Linked DNA regions of Homo sapiens: regions 2 and 3 are each linked to region 1. The links are chromatin loops, found by intact Hi-C in ENCODE. Cell type or tissue: gastrocnemius medialis. All regions are shown on one strand. Links, peaks and the distances in the headings refer to the core of each region. The heading gives the core; the rest is flanking DNA.

Region 1 (10,839 bases), core at 1,887-6,886:
TCTTATTTCAAAACTGTTAATGTTATATTTTTGAGACCTCTAAGAAGAGATTTCATAACAATTTTTGTAACCTGTTTGAACCTTCAATCACAATGTCAGGAAATCTTGCTTTCTAAATTAAATTCCTCCTGGTACAACTGAAGTCCTTTTCCATGTTGTCTCCTTTGGGGAGATCAAGCATATTATAGTCACTCTCTTCTGAGAGAGTATAGCCTTGTATAGTTTGAAGTCAGGTAGTGTGATGCCTCCAGCTTTATTCTTTTTGCTTAGGATTGTCTTGGCTATATGGGCTCTTTTTGCCTCCATATGAAATTTAAAGTAGTTTTTTCTAGTTCTGTGAAGAAAGTCAATAGTAGCTTGATGGGAATAGCATTGAATCTATAAATTACTTTGGGCAGTATGGGCATTTTTACAATATTGATTCTTCCTATCCATGAGCATGGAATGTTTTCCATTTGTTTGTGTCCTCTTTTATTTCCTTGAGCAGTGGTTTGTAGTTCTCCTTGAAGAGGTCCTTCACTTCCCTTGTAAGTTGTATTCCTACGCATTTTATTCTCTTTGTAGCAATTGTGAATGGGAGTTCACTTATGATTTGGCTCTCTGTTTGTCTATTACTGGTGTATAGGAGTGCTTATGATTTTCGCACATTGATTTTGTATCCTGAGACTTTGCTGAAGTTGCTTATCAGCTTAAGAAGATTTTGGGCTGAGACAATGGGGTTTTCTAAATATACAATCATGTCGTCTGCAAACAGAGACAATTTGACTTCCTCTCTTCCTATTTGAATACCCTTTATTTCTTTCTCTTGCCTGATTGCCCTGGCCAGAAGTCCCAATACTATGTTGAAGTCTGGCATTTTGAAAGCAGGCTTATGCATGTGTATGTAAAAGAAATGTGTATGAAATTCTAAGTTATAAATTACATTTGCCAATGTACTTTGTAATGTTGGCCTGTACCATTAAAGATGTTAGAATTTTGCCTTGACACTAGAGTCTGATCTTTAGGAGGAGGAAGGACTTAAGGAATGTACCAGAAGGTTGGGAGAGGCAAGAGCTAGATCAAGAGGGGGATTTGAAAAGTAGGGGTGAAGATAAAGATCCAGTTTTAACTTGGAAGTGGAAACTACTTCCAGGAAGAATGATTCTAGGAAAGAAAAACTTGTTCTATATGGGGGTAGAAATTTTGAGTGGTGACAATAAGGCTTGGAGTCCTTCCAAACATATGAATTAGTTTCAGAATTATATTATTTGAATCAATTGAACTTGAGAATTGGAATTGGTAGACATATTAAATCATTGCATTTTTATTAAGCTTTTTGACTTGAGGTTTCCAAATATTAGCAACTGCTTAATTAATTGGGCAGTAATCATGATGACGGGAGCTGTCTTTTATGTCTTTCAATGTGTCTGGCTCAGTGTTGAACATATAGAAACATGACTTACTGATTTCTAATAATTTGACAAGTACATTATATAGTATTTAGTAGATATGTACTTAGGTAAAATACATTTAAATTGACTAATTTCTCCACTGGAAAACTAAATTTATGTAATCAGGATTTTCTCTAAATAGTGGGCTGATTCCTTACCTTTATGGTCAGTGCAGTGGACCAAGACCAATAACATGGTGTATGATAAGATATTTGCTTTTGGGTGGGGAAGATTTGCTTAAAGCGGAGAAGGTTTCAGGATGACAAAACAAATTTTCCCGCAAGTTTGGTATCAAGCTTTTGTTTTGTTATACTTGATTATCTACTTTGGCTGAATAATCCAAACATACATTCCAATCCAATTTAGTCCCTGCTTAGAGTGGCTCTTCTTATTTGTCCAAGAGTTTCAGAACTATTTTTTTTCTACTTCTTCTGAGCATTCAGCCTTTATGTATTTCAAGGACAACAGACTCCAGAGATTTGGGTTTTATTCATGACTTCTTCAAGAAGTGGGCCATGCTATTTCAGTCATTTTTAATTGGGGGGCAAGTTGGATGCTGAATATTTCAAAGGAGAAAATAAAATAACCTAGTAGATATGTTTCCTGGCATAGATGATAGAAAAGTCACTTAGACTCCTGTATGCCATAGTTTAATCAAAATGTATCCAGTTCACTGTCTGTCCTTCCATTAATATCACAACTTAATGTACAAGTCTTTAGCATATCCTATACTTTGCCTAAAAGAAAAATGTATTTAACATCTCAGTGAATATACTTATTTAATGCAGCTCATAGATTCATATGTTTGACAAAGATAGTGAGAAATTTTAGGTAAAAATGATTTTCACAAAAGAGAATTGCATTATATGTTAAATTTATAAAACTATTTCCAAGAATCATGGAATCATAAAAGTGAGACAACAAACTCAATTCTTTTGCGTAAATTCTTTTGGCATTTGTTTAATGATTTTCTCAATCCTCCTGTTAGTTATATGAATCACAGGATTCCCAATGATTTGATAAATGTGAGTATGAAGTTTAACATACTTAGACTGGAAAAAGCTATCCAACAAGTGAGTCACAAGTGAGAAATACCCAACACAAATGTGTTATTTCACCTAAATTCTGATTAATAAAAAAATAAATGTGTGTTTAATGTTTTTTTTTCTCAATTATTTTAAGAATCCATAACACACCAATCGAACTTTAAAGTTGAACAGAAAGTTCCTGGAAATGACCTGGTCTAAGCTCTTAGCTGTCAGATGAGAAACACAGGCCTGGAGAGTTGGCCTGATGCATGCTTATTTATCTATGCAAGGACCTCAGCCAATGAGGTCCCAGATGGGCCCTGTGACCACCTACCATGAGAACTTGTAACCATTACCATAACCATCACCATTTGTACACTTGCATACTAGCCAGACAGTATACTAGTGTTTTATTTAATTCCTTCAATAATTCAGTGAGGTGCTTAACGTTAACATCCCTGTTTAACAGGAAAAAAAAAGAGGGGTAAAGTCACTTATTCAACTAGTCTTAAAGGAACTTTGAACCCAGTTTTTCCTGACTTCAAAACCCAAACTCTTTTCAACTATTCTGCCATTAAATAATGGTACTGTGGTGGGCTTATTGCCAAGTATGGAGGGTTTAGAGCAAGTGCATGACAATACCAAAGCAGAGTTCTTTTAGAATAATCAAATGCTGCTAACTGGGTGTGTGATTCTGAGGGAGACAGCCTATTTTCATGTCTGATAGAGTTCCTTTGAATGGAGAATATGGAAGATCCTGTACTTTATTAGGTGGCCCTCTCTACTTTAATTATCCTGATGCCTGTCCTCTGAGTCTTTCTCATTCTCCTCTCTTGTCTTAATCCTGATTTAAAAGGAGGATAAGAAACATAAGCAGATGAATAAAAATAGCAGCCCAGGAAGCTTTGCATTGATTCATTCTACAAATAGTTGTTAAATAAATACATGTGCCAGACACTATTCCTGATCTTTTAAAACTTGTGTTCTTGTGTGTGTGTGTGTGTGTGTATGTGTATGTGTGTGTGATGCACATAAATAAACTATTTGATCATCAATAACTTTTCACAGTAGTATCTTCTCACACTAGTGAACATTTTTGGGGTAGTTTTGGTACAGGCATTTAGGTTGATTTTTTTTTCCTTACAAAGTTCCTGGTAAGTTTGGAGGCTGGGAGTTTGATTATAGAAGGTATTATTAGTGCCTGTCTCTTAATTGATCAGAGGTTTTGCTATACTAAAATGACCGTTCTTAAAAAAGTGTTTCCGAAGATCTCTCAAGCTTTATAAACCTTCATTTTTGTACATGTTGTAACTGTTTGCTGAAAAATTCATTCTGTAGGTGGCTGAAACCTCCAGGGGGCTATGCACTGGGTGAGAGAAGTGAAATAGGATGTGGTAGGAGAGTAAATGGCAAAACAAGGGAGAGGAAAAAACATCCTAGTTTTCTTCTGCCTGGAAATAAACATGCAGGAAGCTTTAATATCAGTAGCAGCTGTAGATTTTTTTTAAGTTAAAAGTTTTGGAGATAGTTGGAAAAACAAAAACAAAAACAAACCACATCTGGAAACATTTCAAGCAAAGGCAATGTAAAAAATGTGTTGGATGATATATTAGGAGAAGAGCTGGTTGCAAGTAACACTAAAATTTAAAATGAGATCACTTATTTCTCTCTTATTTTATGCCTGGAGGAAAGAAATACAATGTAAGTGATCAAGGCTTTGTGGAGCAAAGCCTCAAGGATCTAGGTGCCTCATTGCTTGGAGTTTTACTACATAAGGCCTCTATTTTTAAGATAACGTCAAGGTCCAAGAAGGCTGCTTCAGCTCTAGCCATCACATCACTTTCCAGGTGGCAGGAAGAAGAAAGATGATGAGCCTACTCTCTCCCTTTAAGGTTATTTGGCATAGGTTGCATGTATTACTTCAATGTGCATCCAGAATTTAGACAAATAGTCACAACTAGGTGCAAAATGGCTAGGAAATAAGAGTATTTCAAATACCCAACTAAAGTTCAGGGATTCTATTACTATAGAAAATGAAAAAATAATTAGTGACAACTATTACAGTTTCTGCCACGGATAACTTTCACTTTTCTCTCTGTCCCAAGTCTTACAAGTCTATAATTTTAAATCCAGTCTGAGCATGTTTTCAATGAAACCTATTCTTTCCAATTTGTTTCTGAGTAGCAAAAACACTTTCTAATGCCCTGAGACACATTGCAGGTGAAGAATGGAATTAGGAAAAAAAGGAATGGCAAATGGATTTTCAACTTGCTCTGGGCATCACTAAAATTCCACAGAAACAGTAGCATCATTTCAGCATGACCAGTTCCCCTCATTCACAATGACTTTAATGTTGCAAAACAATTCAGATTCCTCAGGCACCTGGCAGCTGCGTGCCTGACTCAGTCTTTCAAATTGAGACACAGTTGGGACCTCAACTCCTGCTGCCTGACCTGCAGAGCATTTTCCTCTCCGTAGTTTTAGGAGGTGTCATCAGCCCAGTAGGGGAAACTCTTGGCAAACCCAAGGCGTTTTCCTTCCAGAAACTCAATGATCCTGCCTCTGTGAAAGGGCCAAATTTGTCAGTGGGAAAAGAATTTTAAGAAGTATCATGAAATAAACTGTGTTGCCATGCTCTGAATATTGACCCTTAGTAATAAAAGGTTCTTACATTTTCAAACATGGCGTTGGAGTCATCTCTTTAAATAATTAGCAAGAAGGGAGACAAGATGCAGGAGTTCACTTGGCTCTTTGAAAAGGAAAACTTTAAAGTCAGGTACGTTGGAAAAAAGTGAATCAAAACATAGGTACCTATAATCTTTCATAGTAAAATATTGGGGTTATTTTTTCTAAGATCCTACATGTGAACAAAAGAGGAGTGCCACAGTCTTGTATGTGCCTATATAGATGATATTTATTCTTAGGCATTTTTCAAGTTAAATATTTATTACTACTAGAGAGTTGCCCTGTTCTTCAATTATTTTTTTTCTTGGTCTCTTCCCTCACACAATTTAAAAATGATCCAAATGTTCCACTCACTGAGTGTGGGAAGACATAGAACAGAAGGAGGGGAAGAATGACAGAAACTCAGTGAAGGCCTTCAGAACCGTTTGCCAAGAAACGTTTTGGAGAGGTTAATGATACTTGAACACTAATGCTCTTCAGTTGCTTTTACCTTGAAGACATCCAGCTACTGTGTGTAGTTTAAACTACCTATCTACAAGCAGCAATTCTAATTATCATTGCCTCTTCTTATACCCAGAAATATTTGGCTGGATCAAGTTAGTTCTCAGATGTTGGTCAGTTTTCTGAGTTTTAAAAAGCGTTACTCATTACAACATTTGGAGCCTCCATTCTTTGTCCTTTACGGACATGGTAATATCAGTTTCCAAATTCAGAACTGTGACAGCATTCCGGTGGAGTATCCAAACTTGTTTTTATAGTCTTGGACAGAGAAGAAAAGAAAACATACTGGATAAAGTATGAGGAGTTTTTCCTTCTGCTAAACTCCCCCCACCTCCCGAACTCAACCAGAAAGAAACAAAATTAAAAACAAAGGAACCAGAAAATAAATGTGTGTCTGGGAATCTGATGGATTAGTTTCCTCCTAATATACCTGCTTCAGTAAATGCTTGCAGGAGAAATGTTTGCCTGTTCCTCAAATGTCATAGCTTTCCTTTGGTCTCTCTGGGTGGATCCAATTTCTCGGCAGTGTGATGTATTCCTTGTTGTTTCCAGTATTTTCAATGAACAGGAATCATCTGGTATATAATCCATGGCTGGGCTGAAGGCTGAGTGCAGCTGGCCACAGCTGTGCTAGAGTAGCCTGAGAAGAGAACTGCTCATATAAGGTTGTTTAAGAAGGTATTTGCAAGTGGAGCAGACAATGGGCTCGGTGCCAATCTCAGTCAGTGACATGGGTTAACCTTCTGTAGGCATTATGTGGTCATTGGTGGCCACAGAAGTGGACTTGAAAAGAAAGTGGAGTGTTCACTACCCGATGGCCTGTTTCACAGCTGAGTTTCAACCTCTTTGTGGCCAGATGAGCCTAATATAGTAAAAACTTTTTCATTCATTCTCGCCTTTTAAAGCTTTTCACTACAAATTTGTCTTTGGAGAAGTCTTAGCAGTGACACCACTTTTCCATTAATATTGGAGTGTATATTTACATGGACTCTTTAAATAATTTGTGTCTGATTGATTCTGAAAAGCATGCAATGTCTTTTGTGTGGGAAGAGCTAGTTCTTATAGAGTGCAAATTCATGGCATGCGGATGCTCTGGGGCAGCAGGAGAGCAGGAATGATTAAGACAAAAAGAACAAAGAGGATGAATTGGCAGAAAGGGCTTGGAGGGTATGTTTGGCTTTAGACAGACTAAAGGAAGGACACTGAATTCATAGAGTAAGGTGGTGTTGGGTGTCATTAGTTAGAAAGGAAAAGGTCAAGTCCCTAGAAAAAGCTATACGCTAGCAAGAATTCTCCAGTACTAAGGAATTAAACAGGCGGGGCCTGGACTCAAGAAGATGTAGGGGTCCCTGGATGGAGGAGACACTGAGACAATCTTTTGGCAAAACAGAGGATGTTTTCATTTTTTCCTTTTTTGTACTGATGACTGTGTGTAGGTGCTTGCTGCCAAAGGGAGAATTGTGGGCTGTCCCCTCCTGATTTAGCAATGCCAGAGGTAGTCAACCTTCTGAGAAGAACTTATACACATCTACTGTGAAGTTGGTAGTGGCTCTGTGATTCTCTTATTTTGAAAATTCACTGCCGGGTGAGTTTTAGAAGTTCTTTAGTACTTTACTTAAAATTTTCCCCCCAAATTAGCAGGGAATAATTTAAAATCATTTTCAAAATTCAGAGAAGTGGTTAAAGATTGTTTACCCTACCCACTGCTTTTCTTGCAACTGAATAAGACAGCGTATTAGGAAAAATGAAGCATCAGAATTGAACAGTACTTACTAGGAAGTTCAGTGTGTTCTGTGGTATTGTAGTGTACATTTTCCTGAGAAGGCTAAATAAACCAAGCCCAACTGGCATGCGTAATAAAACAAAAAATTGATATTGTAGTTAAGGAAAAAGCTATGAAGATAAAGGCAGCTTGAGATAGACATTTCTTGATGGCATTAACAAAGGTAGTACAGCTTGAGCTAAGTCTCTTAAACTATACTGCTAAGTAGTGTGGGAGGTAGTGGCTATTCCCTCTATCTACTGCTCTCTTTTTCTCTCTGTCTCTATCTCTCTCCATATTTTCAGAGTAGTGGACAAGTGTGTATGATGAGTACAGGTGGAAATTTGCCTGCAAGCCCAGTGAGAGGGTCAGCACCTTCCCTGATTAGGTCAAAGCCAACAAGGATAAGGGGCAGGACAAGTTCTTCCCTCTTGATGGGTGCCCTGAAGGTCCAGGACTTCAAGCAACTCAGGCCAAGAATTTGCTTTCAGTATCCTTTATACAAATAAATACAGTTAAATTAGATGGGCTGGTCATACTGTTCATTGAGCAATAGCAGTTCTACTCCTTTACACACACTTAACCCTCTGTCTTCATATAAAGAACTTCCTTTTAAATTCATGCCTCAAAAAATTATAAGAGTTTCATGCATCTTTCAAAAATGAGTGCTCATTGACTGCTTTTGTGTACACTTTACCAAACTCTTAACTTATGCAGTAGGAAAAATTTAAAAGACATAATTCTTGCCCAGTGAATGTCTTAACACATATAGTAACCTAAGGTATGTATTCCAGTATAAGAGCTATAGAAAAAGTAACTATGGGCTAGAGTTAGGGGAATTAGAAAGACAAATTTTTATGAAAACCAAACATTATATATACCAAGTTTTCATGGGCTCTGGTGTCTGATTTTTTTTCTGTGCACCTTTCTTGATATTGTTAGCTATAGATACTTAGGCATGGGTTGATAGATACATATACAGGTTGAAAGTTGATACACATTCTTATTTGTTTCCCACAATTGTTTTCTCTTAATTTAACGAGGCCACCAAAACCAGTGGGGAAAAGCCAATGTGGAAATTTTTGAAAAAAATCCCACATATAGTATTCACATTTTGAATGAGAAAACCCAGAGGAAAAAAAGGTGCTCAATACATGGGGGATGATGGAAAAATATTTTATTATGACGTGGCCTTGACCAGGCTACTATTTTTGCTGGACTAGAATGTGTTTTGTTATAATTTTTCATTTTATTTTATTTTATTTTATTTTACTTTAAGTTCTGGGATGCATGTGCCGAACATGCAGGTTTGTTACATAGGTATACGTGTGCCATGGTGGTTTGCTGCACCTATCAACCTGCCATGTAGGTTTTAAGCCCCGCATGCATTAGATATTTGTCCTAATGCTCCCCCTCCCCTTGCCCCCCACCCACTGACAAGCCCCGGTGTGTGATGTTCCCCTCCCTGTGTCCATGTATTCTCACAGTTCAACTCCTACTTATGAGTGAGAACATGCGATGTTTGGTTTTCTGTTCCTGTGTTAGTTTGCTGAGAATGATGGCTTCCAGCTTCATCCATGTCCCTGCAAAGGACATGAACTCATTCTTTTTTATGGCTGCATAGTATTCCATGGTGTATATGTGCCACATTTTCTTTATCCAGTCTATTATTGATGGGCATTTGGGTTGGTTCCAAGTCTTTGCTATTGTAAATAGTGCTGCAGTAAATATATGTGTACATGTGTCTTTATAGTAGAATGATTTATAAACCTTTGGATATATACCCAGTAATGGGATTGCTGGGTCAAATAGTATTTCTGGTTCTAGATCCTTGAGGAATTGCCACATTCTCTTCCACAATGGTTGAGTTTTGTTATAATTTTAAATCTCTCTTGATCTCCCTTATAACTCCATTATGACACCTTTTATGGTCTTTAAAAATTATGCAGAAATACATACTGCATGCTATTCTGTATTTAGGTTGGCTGGGAGAGTTTTAGGCAGAAAACTTGCAATTTTTCCACTAGGTTTTGCTGTTGGAATTACAGAAATTCTCTTTCTTTGTTACCAAATATGAGCCAGAAGGCTAGAACCCTGGCTGATGGCATGGCACCAGCTTTCATGGGGCTACATACCCACTAGTATTTAATGAATTGCATTCCTGTGGACACGAACCAAACAGGATACTTAATTTGATTACTTATCAATTGTCACAATTCTTTCATTCTAGGTGATATGGCTGGCTTATAGGTATCACCAGTACATTCATTCTACACCTTTATCCTCTTTTTTACATCCCAAAGTATAAAATAAACATGAAAAAATTATTGGACTGTTGCTATGGAGAAAAAGATCTTTCTATATATCTTTGTAATAGAAATGCCCAGTAAAGAATTGTGCCTGGGCATTTTTTTCATTTGGAGCAATTATATGGAACATCCCTTAGGTTTGATTTTGTGTTTATATCATAATGCATAGCCAAGTGTTGATACTGTGCCTATGTGGAGTCCAGATATCGTTCTGCTGTTAATGACTATAACATGATGTGAAGGTTGAAACCAGAAAGTTCACTTTTGCAGTCTGAAAGCAGCTGCCAACAGATGAGGGTAACAGAGCAAAGCTTGCCTCCAGCCTCCATGGTTTCTGCTGCCAGAACATTCTTCTTCCATTACTTCATATGGACCAGATAGGACCAAAGGTGCTCTGAAGATATCCCCATGTTTCCTACTAATAAAAAGAGCAGGATATCAACTTACACATTTATTGCAACCACATAGTATGTGTTAAAAACTTGCTAGGGATGTTTAGCTTTGTAAATTACAGCAGCTTCTCAAACTTTACTGCATCTGCAAATCCGTGGAGATTTAATGGATCTGAGGTGGCACCCAGATATTCTGCACATCTAACAAGCTCCCAGGAGATGCTGATGCTGCTGGTCTGTGCACCAAACTTGTGTAGCAAGGAACTGAAGCATAATACTGAAGTGACCCTGATGCCAGGTCTAATAACAATACCAACAATTTTTCTCTGACCCATAGAGTTGACTACATTCTGTGTCTTAGTTAACCTCCTAAATATTTGCTGTTGGCCAGGGGGAGGACCTGGTGGTGATAGGAGAATGACTGGACTTGGTCTACAGGGTATGTAGAATGGTATTGGGATAGCCCCTATACTCCCATAATTCCTTAAGCTGTATCAGTTCATGAAGTCATTTGTATTAATAGTCAATTTAAAATGTTAGCTCTTAGATTAAATTAGTTTAGTTAGTTGGTTTGTTCAAAACAGGAAATTGCTGGTAGGAGAGAGGGGTTGAGAGAAGCATGGGATGAGACTAAGAGTTTAAGAACTGGAAAAAATGAGGAAAGGTATTTTGGAGTATATGACATTTCAGAGAATAAACAACTTGCAAGGGACAAAGGACAATTCAGTGGAG
Region 2 (10,839 bases), core at 2,435-7,434, 110 kb before region 1:
GAGTTTATTTTGTGAATGCTGTGGAGTATTTGGCCATAGTTGCTAGGAATAATATATGGAGTCCAGAATTGGATGATAGTCCTAGATGAATGCGCTGACCTATTACTAAGTGGAGTTTGTAAGGGGGAAGTGATGAACTCCAGATGAGTTGGTCTTATTGTCATTAAGGTGAATGACCTTAGACCAAGGATTGGTAAACTTTTTCTGTAAAGGGCCAGGTAGGAGATATTTTAGACTCAGCAGGCCATGTGGTGTTTGTAGCAATTACTCAACATGAAAGCAGATATAGACAATATAAAAACAACGTGGCTGAATGTGTTCCAGTAAAACATGATTTACAAAATACAAACATTGGGCTGAATTTGGTCCAAGGATCTTATTTCCCTACCTTAGAGCACTTTGGCCTTATGCTTGCTTTTAGCTTTCTCATGTGCCCTAGGTATTGGGAGGACGAGAAGCAAACAGCCATTGGGAGGATCTATACAAGCAAGCAGTTTTGTGCTGCTAAATTTGGATTTTGGGGGAAAGACAACTATCTTTGTTTACTAAGATACCAAGGATGCTCAGTTATTCATTCATTAATTCCATTATATGAAGCCTACTGTGTGACAAGTCCTGGAGATACAAAGATGAAAGGTGAAGGCCCTGGTCTCAAAGGAGCTTTTTTTCCTTAAGATTTTATAAATAGATACTCATGGCATTATAGGATATGGTGAAAAACAGTGTGCTAATTTGTTGTCAATAAAGTGAACTCAGGATCTAAGCCAGGTGTGCATGTGTGTGTGAGTATATGTGTGGATAAGGCCAAGTCTCTGCAAAAAAAGTGTTATCTTGGCCAGGCATGGTGACTCATGCCTGTAATCTCAGCACTTTGGGAGGCTGATGTGGGCGGATCACGAGGTTAAGAGATCGAGACGATCCTGGCCAACATGGTGAAACCCCGTCTCTACTAAAATGCAAAAAATTAGCTGGGCATGGTGGCGTGCGCCTCTAGTCCCAGCTACTCAGGAGGCTGAGGCAGGGGAAGCACTTGAACCCAGGAGGCGGAGGTTGCAGTGAGCCGAGATCGTGCCACTGCACTCCAGCCTGGCAACAGAGCAAGACTCCATCTCAAAAAAAAAAAAAAAGTGTTATCTTCCCTTCCTTTTCTTCTTTTTCTCATTTCTTACGTATAATATAATAATGCTGTGTTTTGAAGGCAAACTTTCAAATGCCTTTGGATAGTTGTGGGGATTTTGCATCCCTTTGCTACAAAACATGTCTTTTAGAAGATGTTGAAGACAAATCCTTCTTTAAAGCCCATTCGTCTATGGGCATCATTGATAAGATAACCAAGGTGATTTAAATAAGTAAAAAGTTATTTCAGTTGGGGCCTTGCATATGTAGAGGGGAAATGAAGAAAGTGTTCTCAAGAACTCTGAATCTCAAATCTCACAAACTCCCCACTCTTCCAGTTTGAACTGGACACATCTGTATGTTAGGCCCTAGATTTTACAACTTTATTGCCTTTTCTTTGGACCAGTTTTATGGGAATGGCCTGTGAAACAGCACCTATGCAGAGTAGGGAAAGCTAACTCAAGATAGAGGCAAAACCAGAGAAATCAGGTGTTTACAAGGAGTCAAGAAAGTATTTACCTTTTAAGAAGGGCAAGAAATTGTGGTGAAAATATACTTGAATATATTGAATCTATATTTACCTTTCTAAGCAGGTTATACTTCTCAGTATATAAACATTTGGAACCGAGGGGTTCCAATCTGCATTTTCTTTTTTTCCCCCTTTTATTTTATTTTACTTATTTATTTATTTTTATTTTTTGAGATAGAGTCTCACTCTGTTGCCCTGGCTGGAGTGCAGTGGCATAATCTCGGCTCACTGCAACCTTTGCTTGGACTACGGGTGTGCGCCACTATGCCTGACTAATTTTTGTATTTTTAGTAGAAATGGGTTTTCATCATGTTGGCCAGGCTGGTCTCAAACTCCTGACCTCAGGTAATCCACCTGGCTTGGCCTCCCAAAGTGTTAGGATTATAGGCGTGAGCCACCATGCCCGGCCCAGTCTGTATTTCAAAGATTTGTCTATGAAATGGAACAGTCACACTAAACATACTGCAGTCATACCAATGAGAAGGCAAAATAAATAAATAAATAAATAAACAAAAAATACCCCCCCCCCAAAAAAAACACCAAAAAACCAAAAAACAAACAAATGAAAAACAGAGAACAAAAACCAACACAAAAACCCAAGAACTAGCTGGTGGATTTGTCATTCTTGTATGAAAATTTCTACTTGCCTACAGTGATGGCTTTCCTGCTTTGGGTTTTTATAGTATTTGGCTTTTTGTGAGATTCGTATATTTAAAATAAAATTTAATATCTATTAAATATTAAAGCTACTTGCTGGCTAGTAGTTTCAATAATTTATTATGTATATCTTGTACAATGTCCTAGTTTCTTATTTTTTGTTTTTCTTAGAGCCTCGTAGAGCTTAGATTAGAGTGAGCTGAGTGAGGCACTCAGCTTGGAGACCCAATTTAAGGGGGTTTCAAATACCTCAATAATGAAATTTTAATGAAATATTTAAAAAATCAAAATTAATGCAAAAAATCCACGATGAACATCTTATCAAAATTTTAAATAAAGACAAGACCTACTCTGCACTTGAACAATTCTGTCTCATTCACCTCACCCTAATCCTGGCCCTGGTTCCAATGAAACTTAGTTTAAAAACAAGCATCTAGCCCCCGGGGCATAGTTTATTGGTTAGAAACAAAATCACATTAAGCTCTTATTGATTACTGCATTTTCTGGCACCCCTTAATATTTTGCATCCTAGTCCTGGTCCTACCTCTCAGCTACCCTTAGAGTTGATTAAATCCCACTGTATTACTTCTATAGGTAAAGTTTATGTGAAAGCTCACAGAGGTGATAGGACTAGCCCAGGTTGAGCAGACAAGAAATAATAGGGTTAAACTTACCATGGTTTTATGTCCTCTATCTTCCCAATTAAATTCCTTGAGGATAATATTTTCGGTTCTTATTTCTTTCTGTTATACAGTGCCATGAGTAAAGCAGTCTCCCCAACCCCTGTACTTGTGATTGTCCTGCTATCTGCCTACCATCAGTTATTTGTGTGACCTTAAAGGAGCTGCGTAGTTCTTGTTGTCTACATGGCATCCCAATTCTGGGTAAATTCAATGAAATAGAAAAGAAAAGAGTAGAAAGCAAAACAAAACCTTTCCCTGAAACTAAAATCCACTTTCATCTCACTTACATAGACAAAATAGCTGACTCAGTATTTGAAATTTTTTTTAATCAACTGGTTTGTAGTGATGTATGGATACAAGCAGAGTTCCCTAATACTTAAGACAGATTCATCTCCTTAGTAGAAGTTAGTAGAATTAATAAATAATAATTGAATGCTGTCCACAAAAGACAATGTTTGAGCTGGTAATTATTAGACCAGGTGGCTAGTGTTTCTTCATTTTCTCAAGAGGTGGGAAAAATATAAGAATTTTCAGTCTAATAACAATTATATAAAATAGCACAAGGTATGGGCAGGGGCGTGTGTGATGGCGGGAAAGCAGTGGGGAGGGAGGAGTTGGAAAAGAGGAAAGCACAGTCATCTTATATGGTTTTTTGGTTAAAACTATGAGAGATTTGTGGGTTTCACATCAGTCAACTTTCATTATTCTTGTTCCCATCTTCTCTGATTCACATGGTTTCAGTTTCTTTTGAGACGTCTTTGGTTCAAAACTTTATGGCCATGAAACAGAGTTTTAAAAACAGTTTAAAATTTTTTTAAATTTTAAAACTGTTTTAAACTGTTTTAAAAACAGTTTAAAATTGACAAAAAGTTTTGGAAGCAATCAGTGAGTTTTGCACAACTTTACTAGCAGTTATTTTTAGTGTGAAAAATGGTGCTATTCTATGATAAACATGGGTTAGGAATGTTTATGTCATTATTATGTAGCTACTTAGAGAAATAAGACCACAGTGTTACATATGTTTGTTGGAAATGGAACTTATTGGAAAGTTAAAAGGTGGAGATTATAATATATATACAATATGTGAGAAATATATTTTTTATATATGAGGAATATATTACATGGAGGCATAATTTCATTGTGTTGAAAACAGCATTTGCTTAAACTGGAGAAGAGATAGCTATTTTGCATTCCACAAATTGTATTTAATATTACATTTAAAAAATGATAACTTTCAACAGTTTGAGATCTCTTTTGAAGCCCAGATATAATTTTCATTGTGACAAAATAGGATGAAACAGGAAAGTTATTGAAAGATAGCGTTGATTTAAAAAAGAGGTAAAAAGTATATTTTCTTGTGGAATCAATTTTATATGGATGGCATAAATTTAATCCTTTGACTTATTTGTCTGCTAATCCTGTGATACATAATAAATTCATAGTTCAATTAATTGGATATATTGTATATAGTGACTCATTTAAGGAAAATGAGCTATCATGATCCAGAAGTATTTATGGGGTGACTAAAAGTTCAAGGTGCTGGCTTTACAACATCAGTAAACAGACTTTATACTTCTAGGAACTTAGATCTAAAATCAAAAAGAGAAAAAAAAGGAAGATGACATCAGAAGAAGGTTAAGCAATCAAAAAGTAATCATGCAAGACACATACCGGATGCAATAGAAACTAGATAATCACTCATTTCACAGTTCATTAATAAATATCTACTGGAGGGAGGAAAGGAAAGAAAATGTTTTGAGTACCAACTATTACCAGGCACTGTAACAAATACTTTATATTCTCTCAATTACGGTGAAATGGAGGGCATAAGGCCAAGGCATCCGAGAGAAATCTGAACATATGAGGAAGAACATTAGCTTTCATTCAGGAGGAAAACACATGAAAAATAGGGAGTAGGTGACTGGGCAGAAGTGGAAGGTTTTTAAAAGGTAATTTTGGAAAGTTGGCTACCTGGGACTGTACTGTGGAGGGCTCTTTAGCACAAGCTCAGGCATGCTCATCTTTATGTAGGTAAGGGAACCTGAAGTGTTTTTCAGCAGAGAGAATGTAAATGGCAGACACGATGGAGCCTGGCGAGCCATGGGGCCACGTGGAGATAGGGGGAGAGGAGAGTGGGCTTGACTTTGAAGACAGCGTTCTTACATGGCTCTATAGAAGTAAGTTTTCTTTGAATAGCCCTGACTAGTAGTGATTTTATTCATTTAATTATCAATAATTCAGAGCCACAAATATTTTCTCTGGCTTGCTGTCTATCTAAAAGCATCTGATTGTGAGAAGTAAATGTCGAATAAATAAAATGTTAAATGTTTAGGATAGGCCAATGTTTAGAGTCAGTTGGTGGTGATGTTCAAGGAAAGGTACACAAGAGTGTTCCTCTTCTCTTCCTCCTATTAAAAACAATTTCTTGAGAGAAGTAGGAAGCAGGAATTTCCTGAAGTGAGGAAGGGCAGACACCTGTGACAACTTGGCAAGCGTGAAGATATTTGCACCCTCCATTTCTGGTCCCCATAAATGCTCTTCAATCACTGCAGGCACGTCTGCCTCCTCCCCTCCACTCACACCACTCTTCTGAAGCTCCCTCATAAAACCCTCCTTTCTTTTTCCTTATCCTTCTTAACATCTTGTGGCTTTTTATGCAATTGTTCACCTCCTCTCACCTCTCCAGCCAGATTTCTCTTAATCATCCCACATCTTAACAGGGGTGATTCTCAGTCATCAACAGTCAGTATGATTCTTATATCATTAACATTCTTGAGAGTTAAATAGTTCCAGGAGATTGAGATCACTTAACTTTGCTAAGACCTCAAAAGCATACTATTTTATCCATAGAATACAGTTTTTGGACTGACTGAAACATTTGCCAAAATAATTAATGAATTATTTCCATGTAGATTACAAGTCTTAGTTTCAGTGTCATCCATTCGGGTAGGTGCTCTCTGACCTTTAGGACAATGTCAGGCCACTTAGTGACATTAAGATGTCTTTTAGTAAGGCACCTTTTACTTCTTTTATAATAGTCATCTCATTTCATATTCGTTTGTACCTCATTGAGGATATAAACTGTGTCTTAGGTATTGACAACTGTCTCTCCAAGATTTAGCCCGGGTATGTGTTAAGAACTCAAAGAATACTTTTTTTTTTTTTGGTTAATTGATCAAATGCTATGGACCTGTTCAAGTTCAAGAGATGCACTTTACCTAATATTTAATCTACAGAGCATCCTTTTTAGATATTCTTGCTTTTGCTTTATTTCCTCATTCATGCATCTAATTCCCACTTTCTCTTCTAGGCCATTTTTCTTTATAAACTTTTTTAAAAATATCACTCTATGAGCATTACTATGTGCAGCTAAGGAACAGACAGCAAAAAATCTGTGCTGAGCTATGCATGTAAGGCTTGAGGCTTGGCTTACAGGACAGTTAATCTTTCGGTCTTGGCAAAATTTCAAATCACCATGCATCTTGGGCCTTCAAATTTACTCACAAATTATTGGTACTACAATCTTTAATCTTATACTTTTCATATTAAATGCACTCTCTTCAGATTTTTTTTTCTCCTGGGAAAGTCAGTGGCTGCAATTTTCACCTGTGTATCTCTAAACTTACACCGCTAAGCCTATTCTTTCATGTGAATCCAGCCCCACATCTGATGGCAGCAGGATATTGGCTTTGGTTTGTGAAACTTAACACCTAAGGATTGTAGCATAATGTGGACATGGTATAGGGAGATGGGAGAACTGGCTTCTAGACCTGGTGGGGCCATTAACCCTCTAAGTGAATTTGGAGAATTGACTTCACCAGACATTCGGAGAAACCCTGAAGACTCCCTGCAACGCAGTTTTCTAACCAGCCTGCTGAAATAATTCTGAACTCCGCTTAGTGTTTTGAATTGCTTTGTGTTTCTATTTGTACCAATCTGACATGGTAGTAAAACAAGGTGTAGAAGAAGCTTTGGCCCTGACAGAACCAAGCAAAACTGAGATATGTCTCAAGTTTACAAAAGTCGGTGCTGCTGCCGGGAGCCTTCATATTTTACTTTTCTTCAACTCAAGCCTCTTGAGAGAATGGCCTAGTTAGAATAATATTAATCTAACACAAGTAAAAGAAAAATGAAACCAACTGCTTTTCTTTCTAAGCCCACAAAGAAACAGTAACTGGGCTTCTCTGGAGAAACGTAAAGTCAACCTCAGATGTGCTCACAGGCTGGATGAAGCCTAGGGGAAGCTAGGGGCTTAAGTGGTCACTTGAGGGGTATTCTTTTGAAAATTGTGTGGCTGAACTTACTTAAGCCTCTCTTATAGGAACAGCCACCCAGGAGAGTTTGTAACATAAGGGCAACCATACCATATTGGGAGACAAAATAACAATTTTCTTGATGAAGTACACAGAGCAGAAAGATTTGTGCACTAGTCAACTTTCTTTTTTCATGCTTAAAGGGAAAATCAGTATTTCATATTCATGGTTTCTGATGTAACATTTTGCTAGGACAGTCAGAAGGGATTAATACTATTTGTTGTAAAATATCCACAGTGTTATTTTTATAAGGATAACCAGACTGAGGATGATATTCTTAGGTTCCACCTGGTTTTCACACTTTTGGTGAAGTAAAATTTAATTGAGTTTTCAAAGGTAGGAAAATATTCTATTGCTGGGAAATATAGCGTAAAGGATTTCTGCATGCTTCCTCTGGGTTTTTCCTGTGAGCTTTAAATTAGGATTTTCTGCCAATTTTCTGGCAGAAGCAGAGGAGACATAGCAGTTTTGCTGATGGTTTTGATTATGAATTGTCTATATGGCATCAATAAAAATAACTAGAACTAGGTCTGATGGGCACTGAACTTGCTTAAAATGCTAATAAAAATTATAAGAGAAGGGAACGAATCTTAAATTTTAGATATTTTTTCTTATAGTCCATATGGAAAGACCATTTCTGTTAAAAGTACAATAACTAGAGAAGAATATGTTCTCTTCAAAGTGCCAATAAAAATTCAAAATGTCATTTTCCAGTGCAATTCGGCCTGAAATCAACCTGTTTTATGGTAATTATGGGCTCTGGCACCAGAACATAGCAGAGCTTTAGAAACATTGAATGAGTGATTGAGTCCAACCTCCATAAATGTGAAACATATGAAATGATTTGGGTAAAGTAAAAACCAGAGAGCGTTGTCACCCTCCCTACCTTGAGCTATGCATAAAGCTGCGTTAATGTAGTGGAGTAGTCATATCAGAATGAGGGAGAGGGTGAGAAAAATATTTTCAGAACAATAGAAATAGCATTTGAAAAGCATCTTATGTGGTAGAGGGGAATTTTCTTGTAAAGGTATAAACTGTGAGAAAGAGATGATGATGCCCAATGTGGGCAAAAAATGCCTTTTCATTGGCAAGATTCGGGTATATCACTATGAAAAGAAAACCATATATATTTCTTGTAACTACTGCAGCGGCAGGCATAAGGACCCGGTAATGCATCATCATATGCTACATGGCAGCTTATCAGGAGTGGCTACTCGAGCCAAGAGAAACGTGGCAACACTTCTTACTTGCTTCTCTTTTGCAAGCGTAACCTGAGCCCCTTGTGATACAGGTGTCTTGGCAAAAGGATTGCCTTAGATTAGTTTTAGCCTGTAAAACGGGAGAAAAATAAAAGCATTTCAATCTTATAGTGTTCAGATGTCCCAAATTATGGACCCAATAGAGTAGTGGCTGAATCTTCTTAAGTATTATTTATTTTTAAACAAATGTTTGAATAGTAATATAACCATTAAAGATACTGAGCCAGTAGCAAAAAAAAAAAAAAAAAAAAAAAAAATTCTTCCTACAAAGAAACCTCAAGGACCACATTTGTTTTTTAACTGAAGAGTTTTCCTAAACTCCTAAAACAGTAGTAATTAAAATACTCTGCAAATTATTCCAAGGCATATAAAAAAGGGGAAATCAGTTACTCATTTGTTGATTCTAGCATAACCCTCATACAAAAACCTGACAAAGAGAATATAAGGAATGAGAATGACTGATTAGTCTCATTCATAAACATAGATGCCAGATTCTTAAACAAAATATTAGTAAACCAAACGTAACATTGTATTTGAAAAAACTTCATGACCAAGTTGAGATTTTTTTTTTTTTTTGTAAATGTAAGTTGGGTTTAGCATTAGGAAATCAATTAGTGCAATTCCCCATACTAACAGATTAAAAAGTCAGACAACCATTTCGATGAGAAAGAAAAGGCATTTGACAAAATTCAACATCCAATTGTGGCAAAAACTCTTAGCAAATTGGGAATTGAAGGCATATTCCTGATAAAGGGTATCTGGAAAAAAACTGTTCTAAATATAATTCTAGATGGTGAAATATTGAAAACATTCTGAATATGATTGGGAATAAAACAAGGGTATTTTGACATTGTACTGTAATCTGAGGTTAGTGAGGCAAGAAAAATAAATACATTTTATAAGGATAGGAAAGAAGAAAGACAACTGCTATTATTTGAAGATGATTTAATTGTGTATCTAGAAAAATTCCCCCTAATTCAAAGCTAAATTGTCAGAGTTTATAAGATAGCATTTAAAGATTGCTGGGTATAAAATCAGTTAAACATAAATTGTTTTTCTAGAAATCAACAACAAACAGTTAATAAGTGAAATTTAAAATGCCATTTACAATCATGGGAAAAATATCAAGCACCTAGAAATAAGCCTTACAAGCTTCAGCCAAGATCTTTATGAAAAAAATATGAAATTACATTGAAAGACATAAAAGATCTTAATAAAATGAGGCATTTGTCATGTTCAAGGATTGGAAGAATCAAACTTTCAATAGGTTTTGTTGTTGTTGTTGTTGTTGAAATTTCACAAGCTGATTCTAATATTTATGTGGAAGTGCCAAGATGCAGATTAGCTAAGATTTTTTGATGAATAATGTGTGATCACAGTAGTTAAGTCAGTGTGGTGATGGAAATAAACAAATCGATCAGTGGAATGAAAAAAAGAACTCAGGAATAAACCCATACATACATGGGTACTTGATTTATAAGAGAGGGTTAATGGCCACTTAGTAGGGAAAGGATATATTTTTCGGAGTTGTGCTGAGATGATGGGTATGAAAAATGAAATGAATATTACTTCATGCCATGCACAAAAAACATTTCCAGGTAGATTAAAGACCTGAATCTTTAAAAGATTTAGAAGAAAATATCGGGGAATTCTCTGTCTCTCTCTTATTTTTCTTTTTCTCATCTTTCTGAAAGGAGATTTCCTATTGGTAGAGAATTCTGTGTTGGTGGTCTTTCAGAATTTTGAGTTTATTCCATTGTTTCTGTTGAGATTTCAGTTTTCATTCTTACTGGTTTTTGAAGGTTCTGTCTTTTTTCTTTGCTTTAAAAATGTTCCTGCCCTTTTTGGCTTTCAGGAGTTTAATAAATTGTGCTCCAGAGTGCATATATTTCTTTGTACTTATCCTACTTGGGGTTTATGCTGCCTTCTAAATCAGCATATTAATTTTTAAAAATGAATTTTGAAAGTTTCCAGCTATCGCCTCTTCAAATATTTCTTCTGCCTCATTCTTTCTCTCATCTCCTTCTGGGAATTTGATTATTCCTATTTCAGGCTTTCTCATAATATCCTATGTCTCCTGCCTTCTTCTGAAATTTCCATTATTTGTCCCTCCGTGTGTGTGTGTGTTTTGATATTTCTTTCTGATATATCTTCCAAATTCTCTTTTGAGCTTTGTCTAATCTGCTATTAAAACCTCTCCATTAAATTTTAAATTTGGGTTATTCTGTTTTTCAGGTTTATGTTTCCATTTGGTTCTTTTCATAGATTTCAGTTTTCTCCTG
Region 3 (10,839 bases), core at 3,749-8,748, 250 kb after region 1:
CTGGGAGGCGGATGTTACAGTATCATGCCACTGCATTCCAACCTGGGAGACAGAGAGAGATTCCATCTTGAAAAAAAGTTATTATTTATTGTGCACCATCTACTTATCTACTTACAGACTAGTGCTATAATCTGAATGTATTTTCCAGCATTTATATGTTAAAATTTAATTGCTAATGTAATAGTGTTAAGAGGTAGAGCCTGTAGGAAGTGATAAAGTCATGAGAGCAGATCCTGAGATGGGATTAGGGCCTTCATTAAAGGGCATCAGAAAATGGGTGCATTCACTTTTGCTCTTCCACCATGTGTGGACACAGCAACAAAGCACCACCTTGAAACAGAGATAGCAGCCCTCACCAGAAACCAAATCTGTTGGCACCTTGATCTTGGACTTCTCAGCCTTCTTAACTGTGAGAAATACATTTCTACTGTTTAGAAAGTACCCGGTCTGTGGTATTTTGTTATAGCAGCAGGAATAGACTAAAACAATTAGGTTCCAAACAGAATAAAAAATGTTGACTGACCTCAATGACTATGTAACACTACAGTCATTTTTAATTTATTCAGGGTGAAAGAAAAAAAAAACAGTTACTTTTTTTTTCAGGTTTCAGAACTTGAATACTTAACTATATAATATGTGGTATATATAGATATTTCTTTGTAAGAATCAATGAGTTGAGCAAATGTGTGCCTTTGAAATATTTTCATCTTGCTCAAAGTAAAACAAATATTCCTATTTAGCCTTCCTTTATTTGTGGCAATTTTGCAAGAGGGAGGGATATGGAAGATCAGGTTCTTTTATGAATGATTTTGTAATTTCCTGGTTAGTTGCCTGTGTCCACCATTGAAGGTGAGTTGTGGAGATTTATGCTGATCTAAGCCCAGTGTAGATTCACTCTAGCATTCAATATTCATTGAATACGTGAACAATGCTCTCAAGTACCTCTGGGTGAGTGTGCATGCTGCAACCTCTCAGACCCTGATCAAAGAATAGCCAGGGCAGATGCGGTTGTCTCAAGAGGATTTTAATAAAATCATGCTTTCCTATTTATTGTTTGGTGGGACTTTAATACGATATGCAAACTTCAAAAATAATAGCTGAAGAAAGTGAAGTAGAGGATTCTAGTTCTGATACAGAAACACTATGCCCTGGCATTCCTAAAGTTTAAAGTTAGTGACTATCAGGAAAGCAAATATTTCATGCAAGGGTAAGCCCTCTAATTGCGTTTGTGTTGAATGCTTGCCAGATCCGCATGTAGAGGGTTCCACAGGCGTATTTCTGATCTCACCTTCGCATCGGAGGCCACTTCAAAAGTGCCTGTGGGTGGAAGGAAAGAGGAGGAAAGTCAAAAAAGCACATGAGGAAAGACGAGAGGTAGAGGGAATGAGGCAAGAAAAGGAACAAGTGAAACCCTCTTGGGAAGGGAAGCTGTGTTTCATTTTAGTTGCTTCGTTTGGACGGAAGCCTATAAGAGATTGAATAACATAAGAAAACATACTGCCGCCCTCTCTTCTCATTCTCTCTGAATGTATGTAGAATTGCACTAGTGAAACCAAGAATGAAAACTCTCGGGAAAGCGTATTCTTTAATACTATGTTAATTATTTAAAACTTGTGCATAAAAATTAATTTTAAAATCCATACAATTTCATCTCTGAAAAATGTAATAATAAATTGCTTTTAATATTTTAGCAAAGATTAATTAAGTTAGTTGCTTGCTGGTAATTTTCCTTTCTTATTTTTTGGCAGGATTTGTAAAAAACACATTCTCATAAAAAACAAGAATATTGTTTATGTGTTTGCTAAGTTACCATTACTATAAGACATAACAACATAAAATACACATTCAGAAAATATTTTAACACATAAACAGTTTTAAATGAGGTCTCAAGACTTGCTTCATAATAGGCTTATTTTTAACACAATTATATGCTCAGCTTCATTTTTCTAATTGCCAAAGTGGGAGTAAAAATTGTACTTATTTCATAAGGTTTTTGTGAGTATTAAGTGTGCATGACTCAGAATGGTGGCACATAGTAAGTACACAATATGTAAATATTAGCATCATTCATATCTTTGAAAATGTTGCAATCTGACTAGAAAAAAAGAAATAAAAAGTAAAGATAAACAGTAAATATTGTAGATTTAATTATCCATATGAACTTTTTGCAGAATTAATGGACAAGCAACATGGTTTTGATATAGATGTTTCATTCATTCATTCATTCAATAAATTCATTCAACATTTATTGAGCAGCTACTATGTGCTGAGCATTGTTCTAGGTGCTAGAGTTCCAGCAAGAGATAAAATGGAAACATTTTCACTTCCACAGAGCTAATATTTCAGTGCTGGAACACAGACAATAACCTAGTAAAAACTGAATAAACAGTATTACCAGACAGTATGATAAGTGCAAAGAAGGCAAAGTAGGATAAGGGAATAATTGAGAGAGTTGTAAGATAGCCAGATTTAGTAAAGAAAAAAATTCAAGATGTAAAGTTAGATTTGATTTTCCAATAAATAACATTTTTTAGCATAAGTATGGCCCAAATATTGCATGGGACAAAGTATACTAAAAATCCATAATTGTTTATATAAAATTCAAATATATCTGGAGAGCCCATATTTTATCTGGCAACCCTACATGGGGTGAAGAGCTGAAGATGAGATATTTTAACACAGATCTGCCTTTTAACCTGTTTTTAGTGGTCGGAGTTGGGGGAGTGCACATCAGCTCTCATAATTTCCTCTTGCTTGCATCTAAGGAAATTCATGCTGTGCCATAGTCACACAAATCCAGTCCTATTTGTCATTGGGCCATTGGGTCTATTCCAGGTGTCAGTGTATGAGGACCGTCTGTGCCTTCTCTGACATTTAGTACTGAGAGGTTATGGGGTTCAAAACTCACTGAAATTACATACTGAGTTGATTGAAGGAAGATGACCAGAGTCCAGGACTCAATCCCAGGCTGACATTATATACATTTTGTTACAAGGCAGTTTAATTCTTGAGCCAGAGAAACACCTGACTTAAATATACCAAAGATAATACTTTTAAAAGTCTATTGTGATTTAAAAAAGCCTATTATGATCAACAATGACTTCAATATAAGCTACTTCCATACAAATGATGTTACCTGGAAAATTAAAAAAAATCATAGAAATCTTTGCACTGAACATTTAAAAAGCATTTAATGGATTTTTCCTTCAGTAGCATGGTGTACTTTTCAGTATAAGCAGATATGATTCCTGCATTTATTGCTTGACAATACACAAATTTCCTTTACACTTCAGCTATGATATTAGAAAAGAATGAAGAAGAAGAAGAAAAATCCCAGAAGCCTGAAATCTATGTTTCTGAGAGGTGAGAAACAGCAAACTGAGGAGGCTGGCAGTCAGGAGAGCCGGGATCAAATTGGCAACTATGGGAGTTTGAGTCTGTATTTTTGTTTTCTTTTCCTTTTCTTGTATTTCCAAGAGAAGCACTACAAAAAGAATGTCTTTGGCTTGAGGAAATCCAGGCTGTTTTGCCTGGCTGGACCTTTTCTAGGATATAGGAAGTGGGAGAGGGAAAGAAGATAGATTAGGGAGAGCAGGAAGGAAAAAGAGAAGAGGAGGAAAAGAAAGAAGGCATGAATGGAGAGAACTGAAAATAGTGGAAGAAGGAAGAAAGAAAGGTGAGCAACAATAAATTACCTATGTTGGCTACATTAAAATATTGACAACTAGACCATTCCAGATTTCACCATCTTCATTCATTCTCGTTATCACCATCATCCAGCCTTATTCTCAAGACTCCGCCAGATGCAGGACACTATGTGAGATGATACGCCATGGAGATCTTGGGCAAGAAGCTGAGTGGATGACCCCACCATCACTTAGGTACGATCCACTTCCTCTTCGGTAGTGGAGCTTTATAGTATGTTTCTCAGGCTGACCATGTGGAGACAGAACTGGCCAGTTGCTGTTGCTGTTACCATGTAGAAACTGTCTTTCTCTGCCCCAGGCTAGGATCTCAAAGTTGACTTCAGAACTCTTTACAACATCACGGCTTAGTGACAGGAAAGCTTGCTTTCCAGCAGCTCCTGGCCTTTACTTATTTCTTTCACTCCCGCCAATTTATCTTTGCAGTCCTAGGGAATATTGCCAAGTCTCCTCTAGATGGGGGTAAGCACTGTAAATCCCTAATTCCCAAACTAATCTTATAGCAGGGGACATGTTCTGGGCAGCCTTCCCATTCAGCTAACACCACACGTCCTTTTTTTCTTCCTGAAGTGTGTTCTATATCCTGCATGCTTTCTTAATCCAAAAGTTAATTATCAAATTTACTGCATATTTTTTAAAAACCCAGAACACCTGAACCTGGGACAGCACACATTATTTTTGTTATATAAACTGAGAAATCAGCTTGTATTTTTATTTAACCAGCAGAGTTTCCCTAAAACTAGAGAGCATTTCAAACAGTGGGCTTAGTGTACCCAAAGACAAAAGAGTCCCTGTAGACCATTCAGAAAATGTAATGAACATGTACCAACCCTCAGTTATTCAGAAATAAATGACCCAGGGTGTTCCTTTTCCAGAATTTTCTTCTTTGTCTAAGTGTTTTACATTTGATCACTTTGCTCCTTGTTAGAGTACTTATCAGAAGAACAGAAAAAAATAAGGTAATATTCAAATCCCAGTATATCACCATATGATTCACCAACCAGTATTTGTAAAAACAAAGAACAAATTTTTGTATAATTTGAACAAGAAGTACATGTGAGACAAAAATAGAACATACTACAAAAATTTAAAAGGCTCCAAACATTTGGGGGCTTCTCAAAAATTACAATCTTAGAATCTTTGTGTATATGTATATTTTAATATTCTATGAAATTATTTTTATACTCTTTAAATATTTCTCATTTAAAAAATTGTGCTATTTATTAAACATAGTTGGCTATAAACCTATATTGTTAAATAATGAAATTAATGTCATAATGAATATTTTCTGACATCCTATAACAGAAATTTTAAAAATTTTCTACTACTACTACTACTACTACTACTAATGGAGATTAGGTATATATATGTATATGTGTTTGTGTGTGTGTGTGTATTTTTTTAAACAGGGTCTCACTGTGTCACCCAGGCTGGAGTGCAGTAGCATGACCTCAGCTCACTGCAGCCCCAACCTCTCAGGCTCAAGTGATCCTCCCACCTCAGCCTCCTGAGTAGCTGGAACCACAGTGAACATCAGGATGTTTGGATAATTTTTAAATTTTTTGCAAGGATGGGTCTCGCTATGTTGCCCAGGCTGGTCTCAAACTCCTGGCCTCAAGTGGATAATTTGTTGAAAATAAAGATAAATCTAATGTTCAATCACAATTTTTTTTTTTTTTGAGACGGAGTCTTCCTCTGTCACCCAGGGCAGAGTGCAGTGGTGTGATCTCGGCTCACCGCAACCTCTGCCTTCCTGGTTCAAGCGATTCTCCTGCCTCAGCCTCCCAAGTAGCTGGGATTACAGGTGTGTGCCACCACACCTGGCTGATTTTGTGTATTTAGTAGAGACGGGGTTTTGCCATGTTGGCCAGGCTGGTCTTGAACTCCTGACCTCAGGTGATCTGCCTACCTTGGCCTCTCAAAGTGCTGGGATTATAGGGAATTTAAGTTCAGTTTAATTATGGTAGAGCAAGTCACTTCTCTGAAGATAATTGTTCAAAGAGAAAATGAAAATTACCCAAACTGACCTGATAGAATTACTTCTACTCTGCTCTCCTCAACACAAGACAGTTTTTGGTGTGTCAGGTCAACCCTGCAGTGGGAATTAAATACACATTTTATTCTAATATTTCCTCAGTCATAATTTAACTGTCCAAACACTTAAGCCACTGGAAACTCTTCCTATTGGCAGACTCTGTTAAGCTTCCTGGCTGCATTATTTCACCCTCATTTGCTTAGAGGACTCTCTCAGTGCCTATGTTCTATTCAGTCTTAGCACAGGAAGGCTGCAGGTGCTAGCCTTTTGCATCTTTTTTGTTTGTTTGTTTCATCCTCCATGGGGAATAGGCTAGAGAGAGCTAACTAATTAAAGAATTCCATTGGGGAATATCTGGAGCCAGCAGCTGTGAAACAGCAATCCAGCATTACACGTGCTCTCTCTCTGTCAGGGAAGGCCTAAAGGGTGTGGTGAGTGGCCACTTTTCCAGATGGTCTGCGTTCTGTGATGAGGCCATAGCTGTATGATGCCTCTGCTCTGAAGATGGGACATTTGGCCTTTGGATAAATGTCATTCCCCAAACTTTGAGCCGACAAAACTAGTTTTACTGCATGGAATGTTTTTCTTATCTTCAGTTAGGCCAGAACAAAAAAGCCTTGATTATACTTTTCTAAGTAGCATTCACTTTACTGTCAGAGAAGTTGTTTTCAAATTCTAGAATTTTGAATACTGGTTTTACCTGTGTAAGTGAAATGGGGGGTGGTGGGGAAAAATATGACAACAGGATAGGAAAGAAAAAGAGAGAAGAATGTGTTAAAAAGAAAAAAAAAGTTGAGAAATATATATTGTTGTAATGTCACGGAACTTTATATACTGAATGACAGACATGCTGCTTTTTTTCTGCTCTTGAATCAGTCCATCTGTGTCACCCTTAAAATTCTTCAGGGATCCTAAGACAGGACATTAATCTGAGACATTGTTTGAACTTCTGAAATCCTGTGCTCATGCTCATTAGTCCTTCTGATTGGCCAGGATTTGTCATCAGAATGGTCCTAGAAAATGTCTCTGATATTGGTCTGGAATCTATTGTCTTTATCAGCAGAAAGCAATCCCCATATATCTGTGGGTGATAAAATGCCTTATCATATAATCCTTATATTCAAGTTCCAGTATATATGATATATTATGTAGATCATATTATCCCATCCCCAAACTGCTTTACTCATTCAATAAATATTTTTTGAACACTTACCAAGTGTCACATGCTGTGTGGGGAACATAATAATGAGACTTATTAGGATTATTCAATAAAAAGTGTTCTTTTTAACTTCTAGCAAGATCTTTCCCTTTTCAAGTTCCTGTGTATTCTGACTAGATTATGTGTATTTTATACTATTTTCAGGTGATTTTTATTTAGGATGTAGCTTATTTGACCCACAACTAGATTTTAATGTCATCACAATGCTTAACATATTTTGAGGCACATAGGAGATTTTTTTAAAAAAACAGTATCAACTAGAGAAAAATTCGTTAAAAATAGGTTTATATAAAAAGTTTAAACAAGAAGGAAATGAAACAATTTCTACATCATAGAAACATATCTATAGTGTTGAGTCAAAATTAGCAATATTTTGGTTATTGTCTTAAAACTGAGCACATTATAAATATTTGTCAGAGAAAGTCAGACACAGAGAAACAGTAAAAATTTCCTAAGCATCTTTTTTCATTTACTCTTCATTAACAGAGATTGGAAAGGGTTTTTTGGGGGATAGTTATGTCACCTATTCTAAGATTATGTCTGTGTTTTTATGGTGCCAAACATTTGGATTGAAATGAGAAATGGCACAGGTTTCTTGATTGTTCATTTGGGTAAACTATCATGGACTAGACTTTTTTCCCTCTTTATATGACAGGCCTCAGGTTACAGCTAACCTAAAAATACCATGGGAATGGTAGGAATTGGAGGGGCTTCTTATGAAAACACACTGTTAGAGTGGGCCCTCTTGAACCTTTGTGAGAAGAGGAAAGAAGAGTATTTTTTTAGTTAGAAAAATAAAGCATGAAGTTATAATCTAGTTTCTTCATATACAGCCCTTCAGGCAATAGAAGAAAACAGTTTCACTTGAGTCACTTTAATAAAATACTGAACTATATATTTTGTTTCTAAACATCGTGTTCTTTTGGAAAACATGCTGTAAAGTTTCTATGCAATGGAAATTTCATTGTGATAGTAACTTTGCCAAACTTCTGGAAAGTAACATACACATAAAACTCTTTATTGCTGCCAAATTCTCCTGTTGAACTGGGAAAAAATAAAATATTGCAAGTAAAATGTCTGCTAGATTATAACATATATGTTCTACACTTGCAAGACTGCATTTAACTTCCACCAGGCAGTAAATATTATGCACTCTCACTTACTTAATATTGGCTGGCATTTTGAGTTTAAAAAAAATTTCAGGGCTCCTAAACGGAAGATTTTTTAAATAAACTGTGCTCCTCAGAATATGACAAGATTTTCCTAGGAAATCTGTGGGTGTTATATGAGTTAATTTTTTTCTCTAATGAAATATTTTTACATGGTCCATTAACAGGATTCGAAGTGATTAATTTTTTCTTTGTACTTTTCCAGGTAGATCTTTTAGTGGAAAACTTGGGGCAGTGAAATTGCCAAAGCATTAAGAAAAACAAAAGGAAGCAAAAAGAAGGGAAAGATACAGGCCTGTTTAATTTTCAAATTTAATAATAGTCTATGGATAATTGAGAGTTGGCAGATATAATGTTTCTAGTCAAGTCCTGCCACCTAAAGAGAAGTATTTCATATATGAGCCTTGTACAAATCACTGGCAAACACTGTCCAGGGATGCTGTATGGAATTCATCTCTTCCCTGGATTTCAAAAGTACATAAATCCACAATGTTTTGAATGGCTATGTTTATATTTCATTTCCCTTCTTTTTTCTTTTTGGAGGAAAGTCAGTCAACCCTATCTTCATCCTTTGCTTCCACTCTTGGTAGAGTATGAGTCAGAGCAGAAATGTTCAATTAAATAATTATCTGTGATCTCAGAATATATTTATTATAAGGTCTAAAGGAGAAAGCATAAAAAATCAGAACAAAGAAGCTAGAAGAGAAAACAGAACACATTATGGTGAATAATAAATACTGTTTTGCTCACTGGAAAGCCTTTAAATTACACCACTTCTATCTAATAATTGTTAACCATCATATTAGCCAAGCAAATTTTACACTCGTAGCATTGATTTAACAAATAACATTATATATCTAGCTCCATGCAGATTGAGTCTGGTTGTCCTTATAGGACTTTAAACAAAACAGGCGTGGCAGTCGTACCTAATTGTGAGGTTATTTAAAGGAAAAAAGTCAATTCTGTGAATTGCTTTGCAATAACCGCTACGTATAGTAAAGAACTCAAAATGCTTGTTTAAAATATCTTATAAAATCAATTGTCTTTATTGTTTTGTGTTTGTACAATAAAATTGTACTTCAAATAAGCCAAAGTTTGCTTACAATGTTCACACTGTGTGCATTCTGCATGTTATTCTTCTTCTTTTTGGTTGTTTTATGTTATATTTTCATGATCACTGAATAAAAAAGATAAAAATGTTTTTTAAAAAATTATGTATTTAAAATCGTACAAGAAGTTAACTAAAATGTTATATTATGATCTTAATGCAACAATAATTAAATTGAAAGATATACCTGTCAATAAGGTTGTAATGCAAATAATGTATAATGCATATTTAAATTTCCAACACAGGCACGTTTTTATGTTAACAATAAGTAAATTTTCTTTGCTTCAATGCAACAAAAACCTGGTGATATTCCATAAAACATTTGGAAAAAACATATTCAAAATATTTAAAATTGTAGTTATTTTATGTCTCTTTGTTGTTGCTGTTTAGAAGACAGATACTTTGGTTCTAAGTCTGATTTTCAAATCAGATTTCTTTGGTTAATAGCTAAATTAAACATCCTAATTTTATTTTCACAATGAGTTAAATGAAGAGATTTTTAGGGTTAGCCTTTATTTCCATGATTCTAACTGTCTGGAAATTTCTTCCCTTTGAAGAGGAATTAGCACTCTCGGTGTCTCCTTAAATGGTGGTTTGCTCTGAAGCATTTATGAGTTTTCCCTTCCACATACACTCATATTTGGTATTTTGGTTTTAATCTTCTCATTCCTTCAGGGTAGCATTTACTTGTAGACATTTTAAATTTCTATGATGCGATTTTTTTAAAGTGGAAAGATAAAATTTTATTTTTCAAAGAAGAATATAATTGCCTCTCTTATAGGCATTGAGAGAAACCACTGGTGCCAGAATCTGATTTGCAATTGGAGAAAGTGTATCCTACAACTCAACAAGACACTCACTGCATTGCTGTTCTATCTTTTAGTGTATAGGCCACCTCTAATGTCACTGTACTGGAAATGGCTTTTCAAGTAAATGTTGTGTGGTGTCCAGGTAGCTTCTCATAAAACAACCTGGAAAGCAGGAGGTACAATGAAGTGCACGGGCTTTCAGTCATCCCATGGTTAATCACCAAGCTTATACATCAGTACCCTTACTTTTGGTATGCAACAATTTATTCAAAATATGTTTGATTAATTGTATATCCATCATTACTGGGAAGGTTGTGCATAAAATACAATATGAATGTCACTGGCATAAAGCTACACTGTTACCAATTTGCATGAGTTTATAAATGTAGCTTTATACATCATTTAACAGTTTAATAATTTTGAAGAGGACTTTTATCAGAATTGTGTTAAATTAGGTAGTGCTAAAATCTAAAGAGTGATTACATATGAATATATACAAGTCATATAATAGTCAAAACACATAGAATTTTCTTAGAGAATAAAAAAGGATACACTAAACCTTCAGGGAAAGAAAGCTGTGAACAACTGTGAAATCTTACAAGAAAGGTTAGAAGAAAATCATATTTTATTTCTTTCACTTTGGATGCTATATAAATTATATGAGTGAATATTAGTTTGTAGACCATCTTGATTCTGGTAAGACCATGCTAAAAGGTTGTCTACTATATTTTGATGTAATTTTTTTTGTTTTTTTTTTGAGACAGAGTCTCACTCTGTCATCCAGGCTGGAGTGCA

What was found. A loop is a pair of places that touch in the nucleus more often than their neighbours do. Peaks named below come from ENCODE experiments on the same cell type or tissue, not always from the same donor. Only the 100,000 strongest peaks of a DNase experiment are listed, where the experiment ranks them.
Region 2: a loop joins it to region 1, with 14 times the contacts of the local background. A loop is called at or near these places in 2 of 110 quality-filtered maps.
Region 3: it touches region 1 in a loop (2.4-fold over the local background); 2 of 110 quality-filtered maps call a loop at or near these places.

Annotation. Positions count from the first base shown.
Region 1 is chr4:123,780,837-123,791,675 of GRCh38, forward strand. All of the region lies in intron 3 of LINC01091 (long intergenic non-protein coding RNA 1091), which reads left to right. Among named protein-coding and RNA genes, the nearest start is that of LINC01091, 140 kb to the left of the region's middle. RefSeq lists an enhancer at 3,852-4,021 and a cis regulatory region at 3,937. In gastrocnemius medialis, for the core only: no CTCF peak of the experiment used is centred there; DNase peaks (open chromatin) are centred at 4,905 and 6,334; H3K4me3 peaks cover 417 bases; H3K27ac peaks cover 4,029 bases.
Region 2 is chr4:123,668,545-123,679,383 of GRCh38, forward strand. All of the region lies in intron 3 of LINC01091 (long intergenic non-protein coding RNA 1091), which reads left to right. Among named protein-coding and RNA genes, the nearest start is that of LINC01091, 24 kb to the left of the region's middle. In gastrocnemius medialis, for the core only: no CTCF peak of the experiment used is centred there; no DNase peak of the experiment used is centred there; H3K4me3 peaks cover 532 bases; H3K27ac peaks cover 2,732 bases.
Region 3 is chr4:124,024,287-124,035,125 of GRCh38, forward strand. LOC124900776 (a long non-coding RNA gene) reads right to left here and starts at 3,798. Exons shown (of 2, transcript XR_007058265.1): 1 at 3,696-3,798; 2 at 1,009-1,317. LOC105377407 (a long non-coding RNA gene) reads right to left here. Exons shown (of 5, transcript XR_939176.3): 5 at 9,151-9,304. In gastrocnemius medialis, for the core only: no CTCF peak of the experiment used is centred there; a DNase peak (open chromatin) is centred at 6,175; H3K27ac peaks cover 3,037 bases.